Regions from separate parts of the Mus musculus genome. Here region 1 is linked to region 2. A link is a loop called in an ENCODE intact Hi-C map of the cell type or tissue named here. Cell type or tissue: heart. All regions are shown on one strand. Each heading gives the region's core, and the rest is flanking DNA. Links, peaks and the distances in the headings are about the cores only. Region 1 holds the start of Eif4ebp1 (eukaryotic translation initiation factor 4E binding protein 1). Region 2 holds the start of Plpbp (pyridoxal phosphate binding protein).

Region 1 (12,032 bases), core at 1,227-9,226, 220 kb before region 2:
TTGTGACAAGGTTTCATGTGAGCTGAGCCTGCCCGGTCCACCCTCAAATGCAATATGTAGCTAAGGCTGTCTCGGTTACTTCTCTATTGTTGTGATAAGACAACTTACAAAATGAAGCATTTAACGTGGAGCTTAGAGTCCATGACCATCGCAGCGGGAAGCATGGCATCTGGTAGGCAGGCATGGTGCTGAGTGGAGCCATAGCTGTTAGCTTTCATATTCATCTACACGTATGAGACAGAGAGAGCTAACAGGGAATGGTGTGGACATTTTCCTTTTTCCTTTTCTTGAAACCTCAAAGCCCATCCCAATGCCACACCTCCTCCAACAAGGCCACACCTCCTAATCCTTCCCAAACAGGTCCACCGAATGGGGACAGAGCATTCAAATGCATGCATCTCTGGGAGCCATTCTCAAAGCACCCACATTGGCCTTGAACATCTGATCCTCCTGTTGACGAACTCCTCATTCCCAGATTACTGACATCATAAACATGTGCCCCCGAAGCTCTAAACGGACTGTGCCTCTTTTCTCATCCACATTCTGGGCTGCCGGGCACACCTGACTCAAGCCAATTGCTAGTGCCCAGAAAACCCAGGCCTTCCAAGTGACAATAAGAGGGGTGTGTTTGGACAGTAAGCATAAGCCCTACAAAGCAATGGCCCTAAAGTCTGCCGTTCAGAAGAAGCAGGGAAAAAAAAAATCAAACAAAACAAAAAACATACAACAAACAACAACAAAAACCAGTGAGTGGTTCATACGCTTGAGAAGTTATCAGTAGATTGATCAGGACTTTAAGGTCATCCTCAAATGTTTGGAGATCCTGTCTCAAAACAAAGAAGGCCACCCCATCTTCCTCTCACCCCCACTTAAAGCTGGACTGCCCCCTAAGAACACACGAATACTTTTAAAGTGATGGGGCAAAGCTCCCATGCCTCTGCCCTGGGCTAACAGAGAAGTTCAAGCTAAACTAAATGATTTGAGCCCCAAGACGGGAGCGTTCCCAGCCTCCCACCAGGGGCCAGCAAGTGATAGACTCACACGTGGATAAGGCCACCTTGGACCTTGCAGCCCAGGGCAATCCAGCTGCAGCCTTGAGTCAACTCTGCCAAAATCAGCAAAGGACAGACGTGAGCAATAAACCGTTGTTTACGTTATCAAGTCTGGTGATGGCTTGTTAAAGGCTAGTGGCAACCTGGTACAACCATCTCCACCCTGGAGTTCTCAGGGGAGACCCAGGCCTCAGGAAGGAACCTACATATCCTAAGAGGATGCTTCACTCTGGGTTCCTTGTAGGCCCCCTTCATCTTCATCTCCTCCCTAGTGCTAAAAATCAGCCCAGGGCATCCCACATGCTAGCAGGGCACTGTGCCACTAAGCCACACGCAGCATGACTCGTCACCTTCTGAACACCGGACCTGGCCTTAGGTCCTGGGGTCACAACGACTGCTCTGGAAGAACATCCTGTCTAACCCGAGAAACAAGCACGCCAACAGACTCGTGGCTATGATTCACCACGGAGAAAGACAGCTGAGGTAAGACTCGCTCGGGCCAGAAAGTAATGGATGTTTTTGTTTGTTTGCCTGAACATATGGGGATCCATACACAGAAATGATCGCTAAGGGGAGGGGAGAAAAAAAAAACAAAAAAAAATGGTCGCGTTAAGCAATCCTCATTTTCAATATTGCTACTCCCTTCTAACTCGTTTTCGTGAACATCAAATAAAGGCTCATTTGGAAAAATGCTTCAGTGTTTTGTACCACTAAGTGAAATGAAATCAGCACCATGCTCTCTGCCTCCCTTCACCTGAGTCGGTAATGACTTTTGCTGATAGTGGTGGGTGAGAATCCAGCTCACCTTGTAAATAATGACTACCTGCCACTTTGGGGGGATGCTGGAAAGAAAAAGGCAACCTCTGAAGGCCACCAAAATCTAGAGGATCACGTCCTCAGACTGCCATGGATCATGGGGACAAGTTCTGTGGCCCTGGGGCCCACGTACAAAACCACAAAGGGAAATCACTATGGATGAGGCTGGAGAGATGGCTCAGTGGTTAAGAGTACTGGCTGCTCTTCCAGAGGTCCTGAGTTCAAATCCCACAACCACATGGTGGCTCACAATCATCTGTGTAATGGGATCTGACGCCCTTTTCTGATGTGTCTGAAGACAGCAACAGTGTACTCATATAATTAAATAAAACTTTAAAAAAAAAATCACTATGGGTTATAGAACTGAAGGGCAGGGGGTGTCTATGGAATCGCTGCATTCTATAGATGTGCCCCTGGTTCTTAGAATCATGTCTCCCCTCAGCATCACTGAACTATTAAGTAAAACTGGCAAATAAAAATCTTACGCACTTAAGCAAGATGCCACATGCCTATTATCCCAGCCCTCAGGAGGCTGAGACAGGAGATCACCAGTATTGAGGCTAGCCGGGGCTATATACAGTAAGATCCTATCTTAAAGAAGAGGAGGAAGAGAGAAAAAGGAAAGGAGAGGGAGACATAGAGAGAGAAGAAAGGAGGCAGAAGCACCTAGTCGGAGTACACAGAATGTGATGATCTGCTGTCACACTAGGAAATGTAAAATAAATCCCACAATTAGAGCAACCAGCCTACGTCTCTCGGATGTCTGCCTGTGTACGGAAGGATATGGCTACAGTTGCCCTGAGCTGATTTCTAGTAAACACTGCAGAGTTAATTATAGCCACTGATGAGTACACCCCTGGAATTTACCCCTCTCATAACTGAAAGTCTGTGCCAAACCTCTAGTCCCCTAACTCCCAACATAGCCACTCTCTCTTACACCTGAAAGTCACCCTCCAGCCTCCGCCCCTCCTCCCCCTCCTTTGTGATGTCAGATCCTCTTGCAGAGTTCCCCTTCACTGAGCTTCCCCCTCCGAGCCTCTAGGCTTTTATTTTAATTTAGGGAGAGGTTCCTGTGGAAGCAAGGAAAGGCCACCCCTTCAGCTAGAATGATGGTGGAATGATGACGGACAGAGGTCCAGGGGCTAAAGAACAGACCTTTCCAAGTGCAGCAAGCACTTTTTTTTTGCTGTTTTGGTTTTTTGTTTTGCACTACCACGCCTGGCTAGCAAGCATGTTTTAACCTCGGAACCATCTCTTAAGCCCCATGCTTGTATCCCACCGTCAGCTGTATCGTCACCTGAATCCCATCCTTCCAAGTCACACTATCTTCCTAGTTGCAGGGCATGCCTTAAATAAAAACCAAGAGGCTGCAAAGGTAGCTTGGAGTGCTCTACCCAACCCCCTTCCAATTCAGTCGTATGTCCTGGAACCTACTATATATTGTTTCAAACACTTTAAATGGAAGCTCGGGTGCATGTCAGACGGGGACCATTATCTCCTTGCCACCTCGATATCCAAGCTCTCTCATTCGGCCCTTAATAATATCCTCAGCTGTAACTTCTCCCCTCTGTGTGACTAAGACCTCGGGACATCAAGTCACCGGCATCAGCGTCCAGCCCACCTCCCCTCTTCCCAGCACTGACGGAGTTAAACACTTGGCAGCCACCTCAAGGTCAGCTTCCCAGACAGAGACTTTTTTTTTAATTTCTCTGATAGGGTCTCGCTATGTAGGTCTGACTGACCTGGAACTTATTATGTAGACTGTAGACCAGGCTGGCTTCAAACTCACAAAGATTCTCCTGTCTCTGCACCATTACATTCAACTTTACCCCTTACAAAACAGTGTCATTTACACCTGCCACCCTACCTACCTGCCTGCCTGATTATTAATTAACCTTACCCAGGTACTATGAGGTATGACCACCCAAACAACTTCTGTAGGTTTAGAAGTCAAACATCCATCCTTGGTGGGTGTTCACTAGATCCTGTTTATGACATTGCTAGCAATCTTAAAGACTCCCAGGTTCAAATCTTCTTGTGGGACACTCCCTTCAGAAATGTCCTAGGTTACCAAAGGCTTAATGACCACTGACCAGAGTCCCAGGAATGGAGATGGTTCAGGCCACCTGTTGTGCCCTGGTCTCCAGAGGCAGCTGCTTCAAAGCCATTCTCAGCTGAAGTAGCTTCCTGTAGTATTTCTTCATGTAGAGCTTGCAGCCCCTTACAGGTCAAGTCACATGCCAAGGAGTATAGGAAGCTTAAGTTCAAGAAACCTGACTTTATGCCTGGATATGAGATCTACTTTGCCAGACTCCTAAAGATCTGGAAAGGCAAGGAAAAAAGCCGTGTGTGTGTGTGTGTGTGTGTGTGTGTGTGTGTGTGTATACATATATGTGTATATATGTGTGTGTGTGTGTGTGTGTGTGTATACATATATGTGTATATATGTGTGTGTGTGTGTATACATATATGTGTATATATGTGTGTGTGTGTGTGTATACATATATGTGTATATGTGTGTGTGTGTGTGTGTGTGTGTGTGTGCGTGTATGGGCTTTGTTTGTGTGTTGTTTATCCCTTTCCCTTGTAACTCCTGAGTACTCAAAATGGAATGTGAGCCAATCAAGCATATAATGGTTAGGCAGATGACTCAGTCCTGATTCAAGCTCATGGGCTTTATACGCCCATAGATCCAGAGGACAGAGTAGACCTCAGGGTGATTCACTTGACCTTGAACTCCCAGCTGGCCCCTGATACAAGTAAGAAAATTCAAAAGTTAGATGGATTTGCAGAGAATAGATGAGAGCAAAGAGAAATAGCCCAAAGGGTATTCAACAGCTGTTAACCCCGGAATTACCAACACTCAGTAAGGTGAGGCAGGAGGATCTCTGTGTAGCCCTGGCTCTCCCGTAACTCACCCTGTAGACCTCTGCACTCGGATTCCGTATCTCGTTGGGGTGCTAAGTGATGAGAAACATTCTGGAGCAAATGGGTCAAGCTTCTGCCCTTTAGCAGAGGCGACCTGGAATGAATGGCCTTTGGGAAAAGATCCCACTCCTTAAATTAACTGGCTTTGGCAGAAACAAGCAAGTCTTTCCTCGAGCTATGGACTGTGTGACACACAAACAACAACAACAGCAACAAAAATCTGACAAGGGCCAGCTGGCTTTGGGGACCTGACACTGCTTTCTTTCAGTTAAGAAGCAAATGCTACACTCTAAGGAAACCCCTTCCTCTTCAAAGACAACGGGAACTACCTGGTCTGCCAACGGACACTTCGCAGACCACAGTGAGAAGTGGATCAGAGTGCATTACAAACAGTACTGGCTATTGCTACCCAGCTAACCTGTTCATCCAGAAAGGGACGGGCAAGAGAGAAAATAAACGTTTCCCAGAGCCTTTAGGTCTGTATCGGTGCCTATAAAAAATAAAAATAAAAAATACACCCTGATTCACACCTCGCCTAAAAGGACTCAACTCTCTGTGAAACTTTGTGCTCAACACAAAGTTCTGCGAAAAGACAAAGGGGCAACAGCGTGAACTAAAAAGTGGCCAGCGGGGTTGAAGAACTCCAGTAACGGGAGGCCAGAAGCCTGCAGAAAACTTTTCCTTTGGGCCGTTTCTAATAAGAGGGAGCCGGCTTTCTCCCCCTGCCCTGCTTGCTACTTCTTGCTGAGTGTAGGAACTCAGCATGACGATGCACAACAGACACGTGCTCAAGCAGCGAGGCCTTGGTGCTGTGTCCTGAAGATCACAGAACCCAGTGGACACTGACTGAGCTCCAAGATCCCTTCATCGGTGCCTTGGTTCTGGGATCTGGCTGTGCTCCCTGGTGCAGGGACAGCTGCCCGAGAAAATAGGCATGTGGCCCGGCTGCGCCAGCAGTAGCCCAAGGTTCATCACCGCGCCAGGATTCCTCTTGTTTTTGAGTTGTAAGAGGAGTAGTTGGGGGAGGAGACCGGGGAGGGGAGAAGCGCAAAAGTGGGTGGGAGCGGCGCGAGGATTGGGAGGGAAGTAGTGAGCCACGAGGATTTCATCATGCAAACAGGCGGGTAGGTTTCATCAGCGTCTATACTGGGGCTCCAGGGCAAGCTGGGAATGCCTGGTTCCCGGAGGCCGGCCCCCACCCGCGCCAACTCAGCTTCCTCTTCCTCATCCTCCGCCACTTGGGCCAGTTCAACGCTGTGCCCTGCCCCCCAGGCCCGAGGAACGTGTTGTTCTGCACTACACCAGACGCCGCCCCTGCAGGAATCTCTCTCTTAACACAAGCCACAGGTGGCAGAGAAGCACCCTCAGCGTCCAGCCTCCATTAATGAGCGAGTGTCCAAAGCAAAGAGGGCTGCCTCCGGAAAGGTTAAAAAAAAAAAAAGTGTGCAGGCGTCACTTATTCCAAGGGAGATCAACTAAACTTAATCTCCAGGCCAGCCTCTTTCCCTGATCTTGTCCCACCCCAAACTGCCCTGACACCCACAGAGGTCGCCCTTAAGCACATGGTGGTCCTGGCAGAGTGCCTATCTGTATGCTCAGGGCACTCTGCCGTATCTCCCAGGAAAAGGCTAATAATGCAGGCAGTTTGCAGCCGGGTTCCAGACCACGCTCCACCACACCCAGAAGGCGAGCAACCGAGACGGTGACCCTTCTGCTTTCCCGACGCCCCTCGTCCGTTCTGGCCAGCTACCGAACCCCTCGAATGCCGCCCTCCCCGTCGCACGTGAGACTCCGGATCCCGACGTATCCTCCAGCCCCCCGAGGTCGCCCGTGACCCCGGCCAGCGCCTACCTCCCGGGGTGGTGCTGAAGAGCGTGCCGCCCGGAGTGGTGCTGTAGTCCCCGGGCGGGAGCTGCACGCCATCGCCGAGGGCTACGCGGCGAGTGGGGATGGCCCGGCTGGGAGTCTGGCTGCAGCTGCTGCCCGCCGACATGTCTCCTGCACGCCGCCCACGACCCTCCAGCAACCCCGCGGCACCTCGGCCCAGCCCTTCTCGTGCCCGGCCCGCCCCTTCCGCCTGGGCTCCACGCCCCCTGAGACTTGCGGTCCGCCCGGCCCCACCCAGCCCCAGCCCGCTGCCTGCAAGTGGTTCCCCAGCTGCTGACCTAGGCAGCTTCTGTCCTCTCCAGTGCAGGAACCCCAGTGTGGGCCCCTTGGGTTCCCTGGTTCCTCCCCGAGACTCTGGGAAGATCTAGGTAGGGATGACGGTGGCAGAACTCTCCGATTTGGTGGCAGCGTCTCAGCGCACCAGACCGCCTGCTTTCTATATTAGGATGTGACCTCTCGATCCCAGGCCGATCCTCAGAGAAGAAAGGGTGGGCTGATCCTTCGCCATTCTTAACGTTTCTACAGCTTTTACAGTTTTACAGTTTTTAGGAGTCAGAGCAGCGGCTGCACAGCGCACATTCCTGGACTTGGAAGGAGTAGTGGAAGAGTAAGAGGGACCTAGCCAGCCAGCTAGGAACCGAATATAAATCTGATGAGGAATGGGCAGGATCGAAGCTCTGCGTACTGTGGGCTGGGAGGATTAGAGTTAACCGGTCAAAGATCCGCATAGTACTTGGACTGGGTTCCACTCCAGCACTTTGTCTGGTAGTCACTAGGGAGGGAAGGGAAAATGCATGTCCAATCGGTTACAGTGTCTGTGTCAATCAATCTCCATATGGTAGGAAATGCCTATAATCCCGACCGTGAGGAGGCTGAAGCCCTAGGAGGATCCCAAGTTGACAGCCGAGGGAGGGCCAGAACCCTGTTCTCACTGTTGTCCGGGCTGGCCTGAGAGAACACACTGGGCCACCTTCCTCCCTTTGGGAGAAGCATGTTGAAAGGGGTTTTGCTTTTTGCCTTGTTTGGTTGTTCTAGAGGCCCCAGATTTCCTGGAACTACGATTTCAGGGAAGGGCCTGTTTATAAAGTCCAACATCCAAGTTCAGCATTCAAGTGGTCCACACTTGTCCCAGCAATGAGGAGACTGAAGCAGGAGGATTCTAGCCTGTGCTACCCAGCAAAACCCTGTCTCAGACACAGAAAGAAGAGAGAGAGACTTAAGCTGGGCATGCTAGCTCAGAGAAACTGAGACAGGAGCATTACAGAAAAGCTGAGGGCAGACATGGTTGTGGCGAGTTTGATGCACAGCCTGGGCCAGACATGTTAAGACGCTGTCTTAAACCGTGAAAGAGAGAGAGAAAAAAAAACACGGGGAAGGGGAAGCTTGGAACACAGCTCACTTGGTAGACAGTTTACCACGTATACACTAAGTCCACGGTTAAATCCGAAGCATCAACATAAAAACTGAACGTGGTGGCACTTTGTAAGCTTATAATCCTAGAACTCGGGAAGGGAAGGTTGGGGGATCAGCACTCGGGAGGCAGAGGCAGGCAGATTTCTGAGTTCGAGGCCAGCCTGGTCTACAAAGTGAGTTCCAGGACTGCCAGAGCTACACAGAGAAACCCTGTCTCAAAAAAACAAAAACAAAAAAACAAAAACAAAAACAAAAAAAAAACAAAAAAAAATTGGCCAAGCCAAGCCCAGTGGCTCTCTCTTACAGCTGCCTACAGACCCAAATAAGAAACTCTCATCTACATCTCCAGCACCATGTCTGCCTGTGTGCCACCATGCTCCCTGCCATGATGACAATGGACTAAACCTCTGAAACAGCAAGAAACCTCAATTGAATGTGCTCTTTTATAAGAGTTGCAGTGGTCATGGTATCTCGTCACAGCAATAGAACACTGACTAAGACAGTGTTCTATTACCCCTAAGGCACTTGGATAAGTTGAGGAGTTAAAGATGATTGCCCACAAGCCTACAGCCACAGCTAGGAGGGACCTGAGCCTGAGGGTAAGCACCGTTTCCCTGCCTTGGTAGCTCCATTGAGTAGCTTTCCAGGGAAGATAAGCTTCCCTCCTGGGCTTTGCGAACCACATGGCCCTGAGAATGATCGTTTTAGAGTTTTCTTACAAATTCCCTGCTCAATTCTTTCTCTTGCAGACCCATTTTGCCTATGGTGATTTCTGCCTCTCTCAGAGCAGGCACTCATTCATATCAAGTCTTCTAATGGAATATAAAAGGATATGGGGGATTGAGATGACCAAGCAGATAAAGGTACTTATTGCCAAATCTAACCTGAGTTTCATCCCTATGAGAGCTCGGGAACAGATTCCCATAAAATTACCTCTTCCCTCTACATGAGCTCCATAACATGTTTTTACATGCACCGTATGTACACACACAAAATAAAGGAGTGTAAAATATTTAATGGATGTAAGAAGCTAGGTACGGTGGCCAATACTGGTTCTCCCTGTACTTGGGAGATATAAGCAGGAAGATCAGAAGTTTAAGGTCATCCTGCGCTATAAAACACAATTTAAGTGCAGCCTGGAACATATGACCCTGTCTGAAAGAGGAGGGGGTGGGGGGAGACCCCCCTCACAGACAAGGTCGCACATACTTCTCATGTCAGATGTGGAAGAGGAGATTTCTCACAAGAGCAAAGTTATCCTACTGCAAGGGCTCTACCAGACCAGGTCTGACACTGCCTGTCTGGAGCCAGTGTTCTCAGAAGACTTCAGATTCCAATTCCCAGTGGAGACTGTGTCCTGTGTGTTTTGAAGTGCCGGCTGTCAGTTGACTGCCCACAACACTGCTTCTCTGGCCTGAAGAATATGCCATAGCAGTTCCTCGAACTCAGGGAAGATAATTACGTTCCCCACTTTATTATAAAGAATGTTACAAAGTCTGCAGTGATCCGCCAGACTGGAAGACTCACAGGGCCAAGTCTGAGAGGAATCTTCCTACCTTTCTGGTGTTGTGTAACACTCTACCCCTAATTAAAACATTCCCTGCCTGAGGGAGAAGGGAGACAGGAAAAACTCAGAAAATAAACTTACCTGACTCCGGACGTTCAGGGAAGATTCTTTTCTCTCTTCCTTTCTCTCTCTCTCTCTTCCTTCCTTCCTTCCTTCCTTCCTTCCTTCCTTCCTTCCTTCCTTCCTTCCTTCCTTTCTTTCTTCTCTCTCTCTCTCTCTCTCTCTCCCCTTCTTTCTTTCTCTCTCTCTCTCTTTCTTTCTTTCTTTCTTTCTTTCCTTCTTCCTTTTTTATTTGTTTTATGTACGTAAGTACACTGTCACTGTCTTCAGACGCACCAGAAGAGGTCATCAGATCCCATTACAGATGGTTGTGAGCCACCATGTGGTTGCTGGGAATTGAACTCAGGACCTCTGGAAGGGGGCAGCCAGTGCTTTTAACTGCTGAGTCATCTCTCCAACCCTCAGGGAAGTTTCAAAACACTAAGAAGAAAGTTACAAGTCAAGGGTGGCCACTCCCCTCCAAGTCCTCCCATGTCCCCTCTACCACCTTCCCTCTGAAGTTTCTGTATTCTGGGGTTTGTTTGTTTGTTTTTTTTTTTTTTGGTTGTTTTGTTTTGTTTTAAAGATTTATTTATTTATTATATGTAAGTACACTGTAGCTGTCCTCAGAGACTCCAGAAGAGGGCATCAGATTTCGTTACGGATGTTTGTGAGCCACCATGTGGTTGCTGGGATTTGAACTCGGGACCTTCAGAAAAGCAGTCAGTGCTCTTAACCACTGAGCCATCTCACCAGCCCCCTGTATTCTGTTGTAAACCCAGAGAGTACTGTCAGAATGTGCCTAGCAATAGGTTACCCACTGGAGCATGTGCAACCCATACCTGAGCACATCCCTGAAGGACATTGGCGCACTCCCGCCCCTGAATCCATCAATTCCTGGTAGCTCCGCAGCTAGGGGTAGATTTTCTAACCCCTTCATCCATGCTGGGACTTTGGCTGACTTGATCTTGTGCACATGATGTGATTGCAGACAGAGGTGTTGTGTGTGCACTCCTGTGAGCTCTGGGCCTCCCATGCCCAGAAAATACTATTCCATAGTAGTTGTTCCCTACCTCTGGCTCTTTTGGTCTTTCTGCTCTCTCCAAGATGGATCCCAAGCCTGGGGTAAACAGAGCTAATACAAACCCCCATTTAGTGCTGAGCACTCTATAATCTCTGAGATCCATCTATCTAATCTGTTGTGTTGTTGTTGTTGTTGTTGTTGTTGTTGTTGTTGTTGTTGTTGAAATGATTCTCCCCAGGTAGCCTTGTCTGGCTTGGAACTCACCGTGTAGACCAAGTTGGCCTTGAACTCATGGAGTTCTGCTTGCCTCTGCTCCCAGAATACAGAGAATAAAAGCATGTGCCACCACACCTGGACCACAATCTGTTATTCTCTGCACACTGACCAGTTGTATATCGCTTTGTCCACCATGATCCAGTGAGAAAATACGCTTATCTGGTAAGAATCGTCTCTGATAAGGATCTAGAAATGTCCTAGACTGTGGGATAAAGGTATGTTTGTAGGGGCAGTTTGATACTATGTATTTTTAACAGGATAACAATAATAGGTTTTCCCCTAGGGCCCATGACCTTCCCAGCCAGAGGTTCTGATCCCAGTTAACAGTACCAGGCAGGAATTTCATTTCTGGAATGGGCTTCAATCAAGCCAACAGTAACAGGGAAAAAGTGGAGGGAAGCTTCTGCTGACCTCCTACCCAGCACCCCCTCTAATGGAGCCTCTGCAAGCAACTCCACAACCATTTAACATCACCCTCACTTCACACATAAGGAAAAGGAGATATAAGTTTGGGGGTGAGGGTTAGTCTGCCTATGCCCAAAACCCAAGTTCAAGTATCTTTATTCCCTACTTGATATCCACCACTCCAGTGAGTTCTACATTATGGTATATAATTATGCTGAATAACAGCCATGGTGCTCGTGAAATGAATGACATCTCTACCTGGAAATGGCTATATTTATTTTATTTATTTATTTGTTTAATGTATGTGAATACACTATCACTGTCTTCAGTGACACACCAGAAGAGGGCGTCAGATCTCATTACAGATGGTTGTGAGCCACCAGGTGGTTGCTGGGAATTGAACTCAGGACCTCTGGAAGAGCAGCCAGTGCCCTTAACCACTGAGCCATCTCTCCAGCCCAGGTCTGGTTTCTTGAGACAGGATCTCATGGAGCCCAGACTGGCCTTGAACCTGCCTTTGTAACTCAAGCTGACCTTGAACGCCTGATCTTCCACCTGAACGCTGGGGTTACAGGCATGAATCAGCACAACGGGCAAAGCAGTTGGTTTTCATGTGAAACTAGAG
Region 2 (12,032 bases), core at 1,935-9,934:
ATGGGTCTTCTTATTTGACAAGGACACCAGAATAGCTCACTCTGGATGCTCAGTCAGTGAGGTCATCAAAGCTACCTTCAATGAAGATGAACTATGACTCTTGGCACAGATAAATGACCATGACACAACCCCACCAACTTATTGTACTGAGCACAGAAATCTTCCAGGCAGTCAGCTAACTACTCCCCTGCCTCCCATCCCTCCTGCCTTGCTTTTTTCCTCCTCCATGGTGAAGACTGAACCCACAACCTTGTTGGGATAGAGACACTAGAGTGTACAGGAAGGCTATGCCTTGGTAGCTTAAATAATTCATTCTAATCTCAGCTCTGGCCTGGTTATACAAACTGATAGTTAGGACAAGACCTAAAGTGGTGGCACACCTTTAATCCCAGCACTGGGAGGCAGAGGTAGATCTCAGAGTTCAAGGTCAGCCTGGTTTACGGAGAGTTCCAGGGACCTTAGAGAAATCCTGGCACGACAAACCCACCAACCAAAAACCCAAAACCCTAAAAAGATCAAATTGTTCTAATAAAATGTAAACTGTGTTCCACAACAAAGCAGCGGAAGGATATGTATGAGGATAGGAAAGCAGCTAGAACTGAGTCAGACAAGTTTATGTGTGAAAACCAAACAAAACTTTCTGGCATGTTGCTGGGTGTGCTGGTGGTCGTGCCTGCGATTCCAGAATTCAGGAGGGTGAGACAGGAGGATTACCACAAGTTCTAGGCCAGCCCGGGTTAGTCAGACTGGGTCTCAGAAAAACAATGACAAACCAAAACGGCAATGTAAAAAGCACAGGATGATGTATAACGAGAAGTTAAATTACCTAGACTGGCCGGGCAGTGGTGGTGCACGCCTTTAATCCCAGCACTCGGGAGGCAGAGGCAGGCGGATCTCTGAGTTCGAGGCCAGCCTGGTCTACAGAGTGAGTTCCAGGACAGCCAGGGCTACACAGAGAAACCCTGTGTTGAAAAACAAACAAACAAACAAACAAACAAACAAACAAAGACTGGCCTATAGAAAAGTCTGTGCCATTTGATTAATGTGTGATATAGGAAGGCACAGCTCACTGTGAGTTGTGCAGTCCCGGAGTAGGCACTCTTGGTGTATAAGACAGTAGCCCTGGGGAACACACCAGTAAGCGACATTTTTCCATGGTATCTGCTTCAGTTCCTGCCTCCAGATTCCTGCCGTGGCTTCTTTCACTGCTGTGGAAGTATAAGCCGAATAAGCCCTTTCTTCCCAAGTTAAGTTGCTTTTGTTCATTGTCTTTAGTACAGCAACAAAACTAACAGGGACCCCAGTGCAAACATGTGCTGTGATCTGGGGCTGGAGTTTTACCTGTAGGCCTGTGCACCACATTTGTGCCTGGTACTTAAGGAGGCCAAAGAGGCTTTTGGATCCCTGAAACTCCAGTTAGAAAGAGATGTGAGCCGACATAAGCATGCTGGGTAGCCAAACCCAGAAAGTGCTCTTAACTTCAGAGCCGTCTCTCCAGGCCTTTATTTTTATTTTATTGAGACAGGGTCTATGTAGCTCTGGCTGGCCTGAAACTGTGTAGACCAGTGGCCTCTTATTAGAGATCTGCCTGCCCTTGTCTCCAGAGTGCTAGGATTAGAGTTGTGTGTCACCATGCCCAGAGAAGAAATGAAAACAAGCAAGCAGAGAACTCTGCAACAGGAAAACAAGGAATGGGAGAGGAGAGGATAGAGTTGAAAAAAGAATGGTCTGAATTTTTGCCTTATTTTTTATCACACTTATTTATTAACCCTGGGTGCTGGGAATTCTGGCTTGTGCCACCACATCTGCACAGCAGCATATTTGTAATACTCCCAAACTAGAAGTAACCTAGATGTTCGTCAGTGTGAGTGGAAACACTGTGCTATGTAAATACAGTGCAATAGTACAGAATAGGAAGATGGAAGGACCGCGTACCGAGATAAAGGTCAGCCCTGGGTCAGGATAGAAAGAAGGAAGACCTTTTCTTTTCTAACTCCACTTACACAAAGTCTGAACTATGGGGATGACAGCGGCGGCACAGACAAGGAACGTTTGAGCAGGATGACAGGAAGGAGCCTCTGGGGACAAGATGATGGGATAGATGCCTGCTATTTTAATTACTGTACCAGTTCACAGTTGTAATCCTCTGTCAAAACTGATCAAGTCAGACACTTTCAGTCTGTGTCATTTATTGTAGTTAGATAAGCTTTTTTCAATTTTACCCTGACAAAGCTGTTAAGAAAAATAAATGCCAGGGGAGGCAAGATGGTTCAGTGTGGAAAGGTGCCTGCGGCCAAGCCTGACAACCCAAGTTCTATCCCTGGGACCCACATAATGAGAAGAAAGACCCAACTCCTCCATGTTGCTCTAACCTCTATACACACAATCTGCCTCTCCCTATGCCTTTCTCCCCACCAAAAAAACCCATACAGTTTCTTACATTTTGATACCTTGAGAGGAGTAAGTATGGTTACTTGAGAACCTCACACATCACACAGTCAAATCTTTCTGTGACTAGTAATTATTTTTATGGTGCTGGGGACCGAGCGAGGGCCTTGTAAATGAGGAGCAAGCACTCTGCTGCTGAGCTACACCCTCCAGTCCCCACACTTCATTCTTACTATTTCACGATGTTTTATTTGAAGAAATCCCGCCACACAAATGGTGAGCTGGGGGTGTTCTCAAAGCTGCTTACTTAGACGGTGGTGTAAGCCATACAATCACAGAGAAGGCCTGGCTTTGTGCTGAGAGTTTTGCCTTACCCATCAGTTTGTTGACGTTTTGTTTCTGTAAATGACCAATGAAGTGCCACTTGATCTCGGGACAGGAAGACAGAATCTGAAGAGAAGAAGGGGACCGTTTGATAGCGATGTCATGGCGGCTCTGTCAGTTCAGATGTCCTTCACTTCTGTGCTCTCCTGGGAATGATAAACTGCCACCCCTCTCTTCGGCCAATCTCCCACTGAGACACAAGGAAACGCAGAGGCATCTAAGCCTGGCGCTGGTTCCCTTCTCATTCCCATCAATTCACTGTCATTTTCAGAAATAATCCATGAAAGGCATAAATGATTTATGTCCTCAAAGCTGCATCCCATACCCTTTGGTTTATGCTTTCAAATCTCCAAGGATTTTCCTAAAATCACTATTCACTAACAGCCACACAAGAGAATATTAATAGAAGTTGAAATTTAGGGCGCAGTGGAAATACAGACGGCTTCTATCCCTAGCCCAGCTTTCTGTTCTAAAATTCCACCCTCAACATAGGTGTAACTTTCAGCTAAGAGCTAAGGCTTCTAAACAAAAGCAACACTTCTTATGTCTAACGTACCTTAGGGTTTGATGCTTTTTCTAGTAGTTCCTGAACCTAAAGAGCAAAGAACAGAACGAGTCAGAAGCCTGGTAGTCACTACTCTCCCAACAGTTCTTTTTTTTTTCTTTTTTTCTTTCTTTTCTTGGTTTTTCGAGACAGGGTTTCTCTGTATAGCCCTGGCTGTTCTGGAACTCGCTTTGTAGACCAGGCTGGCCTTGAACTCAGAAATCTGCCTGCCTCTGCCTCCCAAGTGCTTGGATTAAAGGTGTGCGCCACCACCGCCCAGCCCAACAGTTCTTTATAAGAGGAATCTTACATAGTTCTCTCCAAAAGTGCGCTGGCCGTGGCCATAGGCCTCGATCACCATGTCTGCAGGTTTTGTTTTGCTGACCGCAACGAGCCGGGGTTGGATGGCTGGGAGGTCCTGCCAAGAGAGAAGGAGCCACATGAGTGAATGTGTGGAATCTTGTCCCAGTTAGATACACATTGTAGAGCCAGGTCGTGGTAGCAAACACCTTTAATCCCAGCACTCAGGAGGCAGAGACAGGCAAATCTCTGAGTTCCAAGGCCAGCAAGGCCTACAAAGTGAGTTCCAGAACATCCCAGTGGTATACAGAGAAACCCTGCATTACAAAACAAACAAACAAACAAACAAACAAAACAAACAAACAAACACCACCACTACCAACATAACACACATTGTAAAATAGACCGGCCTAGATCTCAGCTTGGCACTAATAAGATCCACTCTCCTTTTTTCTTTTTGGTACTGAATATAGAGCCCTGGAGTTTGGGCACATGAGACAGGTGCTACACCACGGAGCTCCAACCCTGCCTGCGGATTTCCTTTGCATGTCAATCAGTGCTGGAGGTTTAAGGGTTTGCAGTGAGTAAGATGGCTTGGTGGGAAAATGGTAGCTAAGTAGGCATGAGGGCCTTAGTTTAGACTCCAATATTCATATAAAAAGCAAGTTTTGTACCCCTTGTCTGTCATCCCAGTGGCAGGGTGGGGATGGGGGCAAGACAGGTGGATCCTTGGGGCTGGCTGTCTGGCTAGCTCCAGATGCAGGGTGTCAAAGCATAAAGTGGAGGGCGATAGAGAAAGATGCCTGACATCAACCTCTGGCTTCCACGTGTGCACTCATGGCATGTGCACTTGCACATATGAGTATACCGTGTACACAAACACATGTACTTGTACATGCATGCATATAACACACAGGCACTTGTACATACATGCACATAACACATATATATATACACACACTTATATATACATGCACATAACACACATGCACTTGTACATACATGCATATAACACATATTCACACATACTTGTACATACATAAATGTAACACACACACAAATTTTTTATCAAGGATACAGTAACAGTGGCATAAGGTCTGCTTAGCATTTGTGAGGTTCTGAGTTGTATCCTTAGCACCAAAAAAACCCATACAAACAAAGTAAAACAAAACCCAGCAGCATCCTTCATGAAGGGAAGGCAACATCCTGTTTAGCAGGGAGGTCACTTCTGGCTTCTGATACACGAAGGTAAATAGTTTAGAAACTCATTTTGGTCCTGATGTAATTATTAATAACGCTTCCACTCACCCTGGAAGAGGCTCAATTGAGATAAAGACATACACTGCCTTGTTCAGTCTATGAATCAACCAACAGTCAGCAGAGTTGACAACGAGACACCCACAACTCAGTGTTCAGGATTAGATTCACGCAAAGTCTCCTCACATCCATTACATAAAATGAAGGGTTTCCCTGCTTTCCTTACGTCTACCCCACCGTTTCTGAGACTGTCACAGAACCACAGTGCTCTCAAGGACTTGGAGACGTCACATCAATTACCACACGGTCTCCTGCTGCCTCCTTCTGAGGGACTGACTGTGTCTAATTCCTAGTGTGATGATGAACTAACTGGAGGCTTCCAGAGACAAATCGGTCAAGCAGGCCTAACTCCCGAGGCGGGCTGCATTAGGGAAATCCCGAGAACTCCGGTACCAGGAAGGTGGTAGGAACTCCCAAGGCTCTCTTAATTTCCTTCCCCTGTGAGGAACCCTAGCTAGGGCTAGAGTAGTTAACTGGACATGCCCAGACATCAGGTAAGAGAAGACTATGTTAATTCAGCCTTCGGTTTTCAGGCATCATTTTGAAATCTCAGACCATGAACACTAGATCAGAAAGGAAAGGTGTTTGATTTTTTTTTTTTTTCTGTCTCACTTCACATAACGTAGCTTAATTTGCATGGAGAAAAGCAGATACTGGCACCGGTCTAGAAGTCCAATGGGGGACATAACAACCATACGAAAATAACAAACGCTTGTGACAGGGCACCTGACAGCTCCCGCCCGCTCTGTGTGTGTCAAGTTCACGCGCAGCTAGACCACGGCTCGCGGCCGCCGCAACGCACGTGATCGCGGGTGGACACGGCCCTCCCAGGGCTCTAGTACCGTGGTGACGAATGGCGTGGTGGTACCGAGGGCAATGACGAATGGCGAGACGCCTGGATACGAGTCACTTGCCCTAAATGAACACCTTTCTCCAACCAAGCCAACCTCCCGGCAAGTCCCGATCCTCAAGGCCAGACCGACCGCCATGGAAACCCAGCGATCCCCTCTGCAGCCCCCGCCCCTCCGGGAGCCCCTTCTGCGTCACCGTGACACCTCGTCCCACGTAGGTGTCCCCCTTCCAGCCCTCCCCAGTGCCCTTCCGCCGGTCCTCACCCGCGGCCGCCGCGCCACACTCTGCTGGACTCGCTCGTTCACGGCCCGCAGCGCGAACCCGACTCCCAGCTCCGCCGTCATGCTGCCACCTCTCAACATTCCCAAGAGGATGCCCGGAGGACCCGCGACTCACCGAGCCCACCTTCCGGTCCCGCCCCCTTCCTGAGAGGTCCAATCGCCGCTCACCATCCAGCCACTTCCCCAGCGGAGGTTGGCCACCCAGGCGGGCGCCATCTTGGGGAAGGCGGAGGTTACCCGGACTGAAAGCCTCCTAGGGAGTTCAAGGGCTGGGCGGGCCGGTATAAACCAAGACATTAAAGTAACTTTCATTCATCCGTTCCGTTCCTTTCCTTTTTCCTTTCTTCTTTTCCTTTCCCTTCCCTCCCCTCTCCTTCCCATTTTTAAATTTCTTTCGAGACAGGGCTTCTCTGTGTCCTGGCTGTCCTGGAACTCATTCTCTAGATCAGGGTGGCCTTGAAATCCCAAGTGCTGGGTCTAAAGGCGTGTGCCACCACTGCCCAGCTATTATTTCTTTTTTAAAATATTTATTTTATGTGCGTTGATTTGTTTTGTCCTCATGTATGTATGTGCATGCACCGTCGTATCTGTGGTGCCATGGCCAGGAGAGTTTTGGATCTCGACCTGATGGTTGTGAGCCATCATGTGTGCTGGGGACAGAATTCTGGTCCTTTGCAAGAGCAACAGGTGCACTTGACTACTGATCCATCTCTCCAGCCCCCTTTTAATTTAAATATTTTTATTTATATTTTTGTTGTGTGGGTGTTTCCCCTGAACGTTAAGTCTGTGAACTGCCACAGAGGTCAGAGGAGGGCATAGAACTCTCTGGAACTGATGAGTGGATAGATGGGTGCTGGGTTCTGAACCTCTATAAGAGCAGTAAGTGCTCTCTCTCCATTCCCAGACTTTAGGAGTAATGATATTGAAGGTAAATGCCTCTTCATATACTGCTGTCACCACAGTGAAAAAAACCCCAAAACCTGAAAGGGCCCAGAAGGCTGTTACAGAGTGAGCCTAATGAGAAGCTGGCTGTGGAGCTGCAGTTGGGAAGTACTAGTCAGGAATAAGTGGGTCAAGTTTAAAGGGTTCGTGAAGGCTGGGATGGACGTGAAGTCAAAGAGATGCTCTGCTTCAAAAAATTGAAGGTGATAAGACAGGTCAGGGGTCAGAGGCGCTTGCTGTCCAAAGTCATATGGTGGAAGGAGAAAGCAGACTCCTGCAGATCTCCACATGAATGCCAGGGTGTCTGAGCATGTGCGCATGCACAAGGATGTATACATACATATGTACACAGATGTAAAAATGAGACCTATAAATACTACAGATTTAGGGTGGGGCCTCTATCTATCTATCTATCTATCTATCTATCTATCTATCTATCTATCTACCTACCTACCTACCTACCTACCTACCTACCTATCTGCACATATACATAAACACACACAGAACCTACTACTACTGTTTTGCTAAATGGACATGGCAGCAAACTGTCTTCAGAATATTTATATCCACAGGTTAGTGCTGACCTCAGCCTTGGATAAAGAAGCTGTTTGTGTTACAATGGATAATGATTAACAGAGTCACAACTGGTCAAAGTGCTCAAAATAAATGACTATTGAACCCTATCAGAGCATCTGTGCTACCTCCTTCAAGGTTCAAAGAACCTCTTGGAAGAGGGGGGGGATATGGAAAAAAACAAAACAAAACTAAGAGCCAGAGGGTAGTAGGGAGGTGTAGTGTGAACTGCTATATCTCCTGTGCCCATTACCAACGGCGACAGCTGTGGTCACCTGTGCAGGACTGGGGCTGTGAATGAGGCGGGAGCTCCTGAGGATCGTGGGACAGCTGTGCTTACTGAGGAAGGGGAGCCATATTTCTCAGTGGTGTTGCTACTAGAAAGTTGCCCTTGCCTAAATAACTCACAGCTCAGGCTTATGCAAGCAACCCTACTTAAAAGAAAAATAAAACGTAGGGGAACAGGATGATGTGCCAGAGGGGTGATATCTAGGGAAGGCTGCCCCCTTTTCATAGGAAGGGGGAAGGAAGAATGGAGGGAGGAGCTGTGTGTGTGTGTGTGTGGGGGGCCTGGGAAGAGAGAAGGGGCTGATATTGGAATATAAAGTGAATAGATAAATAGTAAAGAAAAATAACATAATTCATTAAGTAAACTCAGTTTTAGTGAATTTTTTTTTTTAAGTAAGAAGGGGGCTTGATGGGAAGAAAAGTTTGATGGGAGGGTAAGGGATTAAGATGCTAATGTGTGTGTGGGGGTTATGGTCAAAGTGCAAATTGTGAAAGAACCATTTTCAAAAAGAAAGGAAGCACAGTGTAAGAAAAACATAAGAAAACAACAATGAAAAACATGGTGGGAAGCGCACGCCTTTAATCCCAGCACTCGGGAGGCAGAGGCAGGAGGATTTCTGAGTTCAAAACCAGCCTGGTCTACAGAGTGAGTTCCAGGACAGCCAGGGCTATACACAGAAACCCTGTCTCGACACCCCCCCCCCCAAAAAAACCCCCAAAACCAACCAACCAACCCCCCCCCAAAAAAAAACCAAGAAAACTATGTTGTGGCAGGGTGGGGGAGAGGGAGATGGCTCAGAGGTTAAGAGCACTGGCTGCTCTTGAGGAGGACCCTGCTTGATTCCAGCAAACAAGGAACAACTCAAAACTGCCCCGTCCGGGAAATCCAATGCCCTCAGCTGGCCTCCATAGGCACCAGGTATGCATGTGGAATACAGACATACATCAGCAAAATACCCTATACTACATACACTAAACCAAAACCCAAACCAAGATATCCCAAACTTGTTATTTAAAAGAAAATATCCAGTTAAATGCAAATTTCAGATCAAGTGCAAATTCTTCTATAAAAGTAGGTGTTGTAAAACATTTGGATGGTATATAGTTTTTGTAAAGTTCACTGACATTAACATTTATCTAGTGACACTAGGCGAGGCAGCTTGCCACAGCCAGTCTGGGAGTTACCTACTTAAACTGATATTACATGAGGTTAGGGTCAACTGGGAATGCCTTTATCTTCTGGAGAAATGCAGCAATGTGTTAATTCTGTTTGTTTTTGCCATAGTCTCACTATGCAGACCAGGCTGGGCTCAAACAGATCCTTCTCCTCGGGTGCTGGAGCTAAAGGCATGTACCAGCATGCTGGTAAGAATCTATATTACCTGGATATATTTTTAGGGAAAGCCTAAGAAGGAAGTTTGATTTCTATCACCTGTCCTCCAATCTACTGGTAAATTTTACCTTAATCAAAAAAAGACAAAAACATTTTATTTAGCAAGACTGAAATTAAATCCAAAATGTAAGTATATTCACATTGAGACCTTTTTTTGTTGTCTGAAACAAATCCTGGAGCTATTAACCCAAGGTAATTTATCTAGTGGTATCATTTATGGAATAATTACTATAACAAGAATCATTTCTCAGTTATAAAGGCTCATTAATGCCCTTGGGGCACACTGAAAAAATTGCTTTAACTATTCAATCACCAGTTTACACAGAAGTAGAGATAAAAAGGAATGGAAGTACAAACACATGATTGCCCATTACAGCTTTTATAAGGAAACAAACAGTGGCTAGAAGCCCACTGAGGACAAGGAAGTAGGTAAAGTTCCCAGACAGAGGGGCTATTGTCCAGGTAGTTTACCGACGGCCAGCTGACGACAGCCCAGGTCAGTAAGCACGGCTATCTCACTTTCACAAGACACACGGCCCCACAGGCCGTTTATACACCTCCCTTTTCAGAGCACTTCATTCCTCCTCAGTACCCACACTGAGTCCTCCACACCTATTTTTAGTTATATAAAAATTATTAAACTTAGGCTTCCTTACAAACATTCTAACCATATATTGAAAAGTGATTAAAAACCTATATGGAATATAAATTGCTTCTGCAACATTTAGTGAGTGAGAAGCATTCTACCAAGGTGGCTGGGCCTTGGGAAAGTCCTACAAAAACTGAATTTTACAAACGGTTAACGTATTTTGATAGAAGTTCTACTTAAAAATAGCAGCTATGAATTCACTGCCTACAAAACTGCAGGCTTATCACATTTTACATGTTTAGAATTCAAATGCCTAAGTCAGATTTTATAGTATTACAAAAAACAAGGTCATAAAGACAGATGGGCTAGGCATCCCATGCTAAAAAGACATCTGAGTTCCATGATTTTACTGCTGGGACAGATACCAATAGCTACTGAATTTATGCTATGACATGGGGACATTTCTGTTCTGTTAAAGAAGTGACATTAAAGGGGCAGGGAAGGAGCAGCTGCAGCAGGACTTTACTGTGGCTCTTTGTAATGGAGGGATGAGCTCTCAGAATGCTAGTTACAGAGCCTCTCGGGCTAGGAGGGCGCTGGATGGCGGGGTACCCTCCCTCCTGCACCGACTCCACTGAAGTAGTGTTTTCTCAGGTGCACGTACAAGAGAGGATGCTGGGTATAGCACGTTGCTCTCAACAAGTGGTTAGCAGCAACAAATGAGAAGAAGATGAGTTGGTCTTGGGGAAAAAAACCCACTTTTGCAAGAGCTTTTGAGCACATTAAAATGTCCTTTTCAGGAACATTTTGTAGTTTGTACAGTGTGGCCAGGGTCAGTGGCCTGAGGAGTCAGGACAGAGAAGGGAACATCTGAAGTAAGCACAGTGAACCCTGCCTCTTTTTGGGTCGGCTGAATGCTTCCCAAATACCTGACAAGTCTGGTGCCACTTAGGAGCAAACTGGCCCGACTTACAAAACCAAAACTGAGGTGGGAATTGATGCCAGAAAATACCATTTATAGTAGTCACCTAAGAGAGAACAGTAGGTGCTTTGTGTGGGGGGAGGATGAGGTAGGGGACCAGCTAACAAGGCCAAGTCCTAAGCTAGAGCCAGTCATGGTTGCACAGGGTACTGCCATGTCTGCAGATTACCTGCAGAGCTGCCCTCCACAGAGGCATTCTGTGTGCACTCACAGGCCATGGTAGAGCCCCACCCCCAGTGCAATTTCAGGATAAGAAATCCCTTTCTCTCATATCTATTCTTCGCATTCTCAGTTTCCTAGGGTGACTCACTGGAGCCGACTCTCAAGTGGCTGCCTGCTCTCTTCATCAGTGTCAGACAAAGCCCCAGCACAGGCCACAGGCACTACTACTTGGGTGTCATCTGGCTGGGCCCTTCTCCACAGTGTTAAGGGCTCTTCAATGAAGAATCTCCATAATGATAAAGATGTTTGGTCTCAAAAGCATACGCATAATTAGCCACACAGCACCACAGTGCTAAGGGGTATAAGGAGCTACGTCATCAGCTAACAGCACTTGTTTGTTCCCATCTTAACGCTGAGTGCAACTCATGAATAGATTATTCAAGAAGAAATGAAATCACAGATCAGGTCAAAGTACGGAAAAGGAGTGTGTGGTGTGACCAAGCCCTGCTGCGGTGAGATGTAGCCAACAAACACTAGAGCAGAGTACAGTGTGTAGAAAACCTTGCAAAACCTAGCACCAAGTTCTTCCTAAAAAGGGCTCAAGACAGCTTAACTCTCAAGTAATCCACTCAGTCAAAAAGCCCAGCCGGCCAACGCTCTCTGCAGCTCATGTTCCGCAGCAGACGGCCTTCTGTCACGAGCCCCACACGCAGACACTGCCTACACTAGAGGCAAGGGAGAGAACTGTGGAGTACACTTTTCCCTGAAGGAATTCAAGCACGAGGAGGCAGCACACACTCTCCCTCTTCATACTGACAGTAGCTCCACTTAAACCAGCTTCAAAGTGACAATGTTGGTGTCTGCAGGTCAGAGGTCAAATCTACGGTGCATACACCTTCTCAGAAGTCATACAACTTACTTACCTGAATTAAAAATAAACCCAAAAAACAACTCTCCATCTGCTCTCCCTTCCCAGAAGGGGGTAAGTTTGTGTCCATTTCTTCCTTTTTAACCACAGTAAGAAGAGTCAAGGAAGG

The links. Peaks named below come from ENCODE experiments on the same cell type or tissue, not always from the same donor. Only the 100,000 strongest peaks of a DNase experiment are listed, where the experiment ranks them.
Region 1: it touches region 2 in a loop (2.9-fold over the local background); 11 of 42 quality-filtered maps call a loop at or near these places.

What each region holds. Positions count from the first base shown.
Region 1 is chr8:27,255,166-27,267,197 of GRCm38, reverse strand. It overlaps Eif4ebp1 (eukaryotic translation initiation factor 4E binding protein 1), which reads right to left and starts at 6,871. Exons shown (of 3, transcript NM_007918.3): 1 at 6,648-6,871. The coding sequence starts at 6,789. In heart, for the core only: no CTCF peak of the experiment used is centred there; DNase peaks (open chromatin) are centred at 1,457, 2,787, 5,907, 6,907 and 1 weaker place; H3K4me3 peaks cover 4,306 bases; H3K27ac peaks cover 5,359 bases.
Region 2 is chr8:27,036,730-27,048,761 of GRCm38, reverse strand. It overlaps Erlin2 (ER lipid raft associated 2), which reads right to left. Exons shown (of 12, transcript NM_153592.3): 12 at 9,325-12,032. Plpbp (pyridoxal phosphate binding protein) reads right to left here and starts at 6,207. Exons shown (of 8, transcript NM_054057.4): 1 at 6,049-6,207; 2 at 3,627-3,734; 3 at 3,329-3,364; 4 at 2,763-2,838. The coding sequence starts at 6,147. In heart, for the core only: a CTCF peak has its summit at 6,276 (motif pointing left); a DNase peak (open chromatin) is centred at 6,221; H3K4me3 peaks cover 2,072 bases; H3K27ac peaks cover 1,195 bases.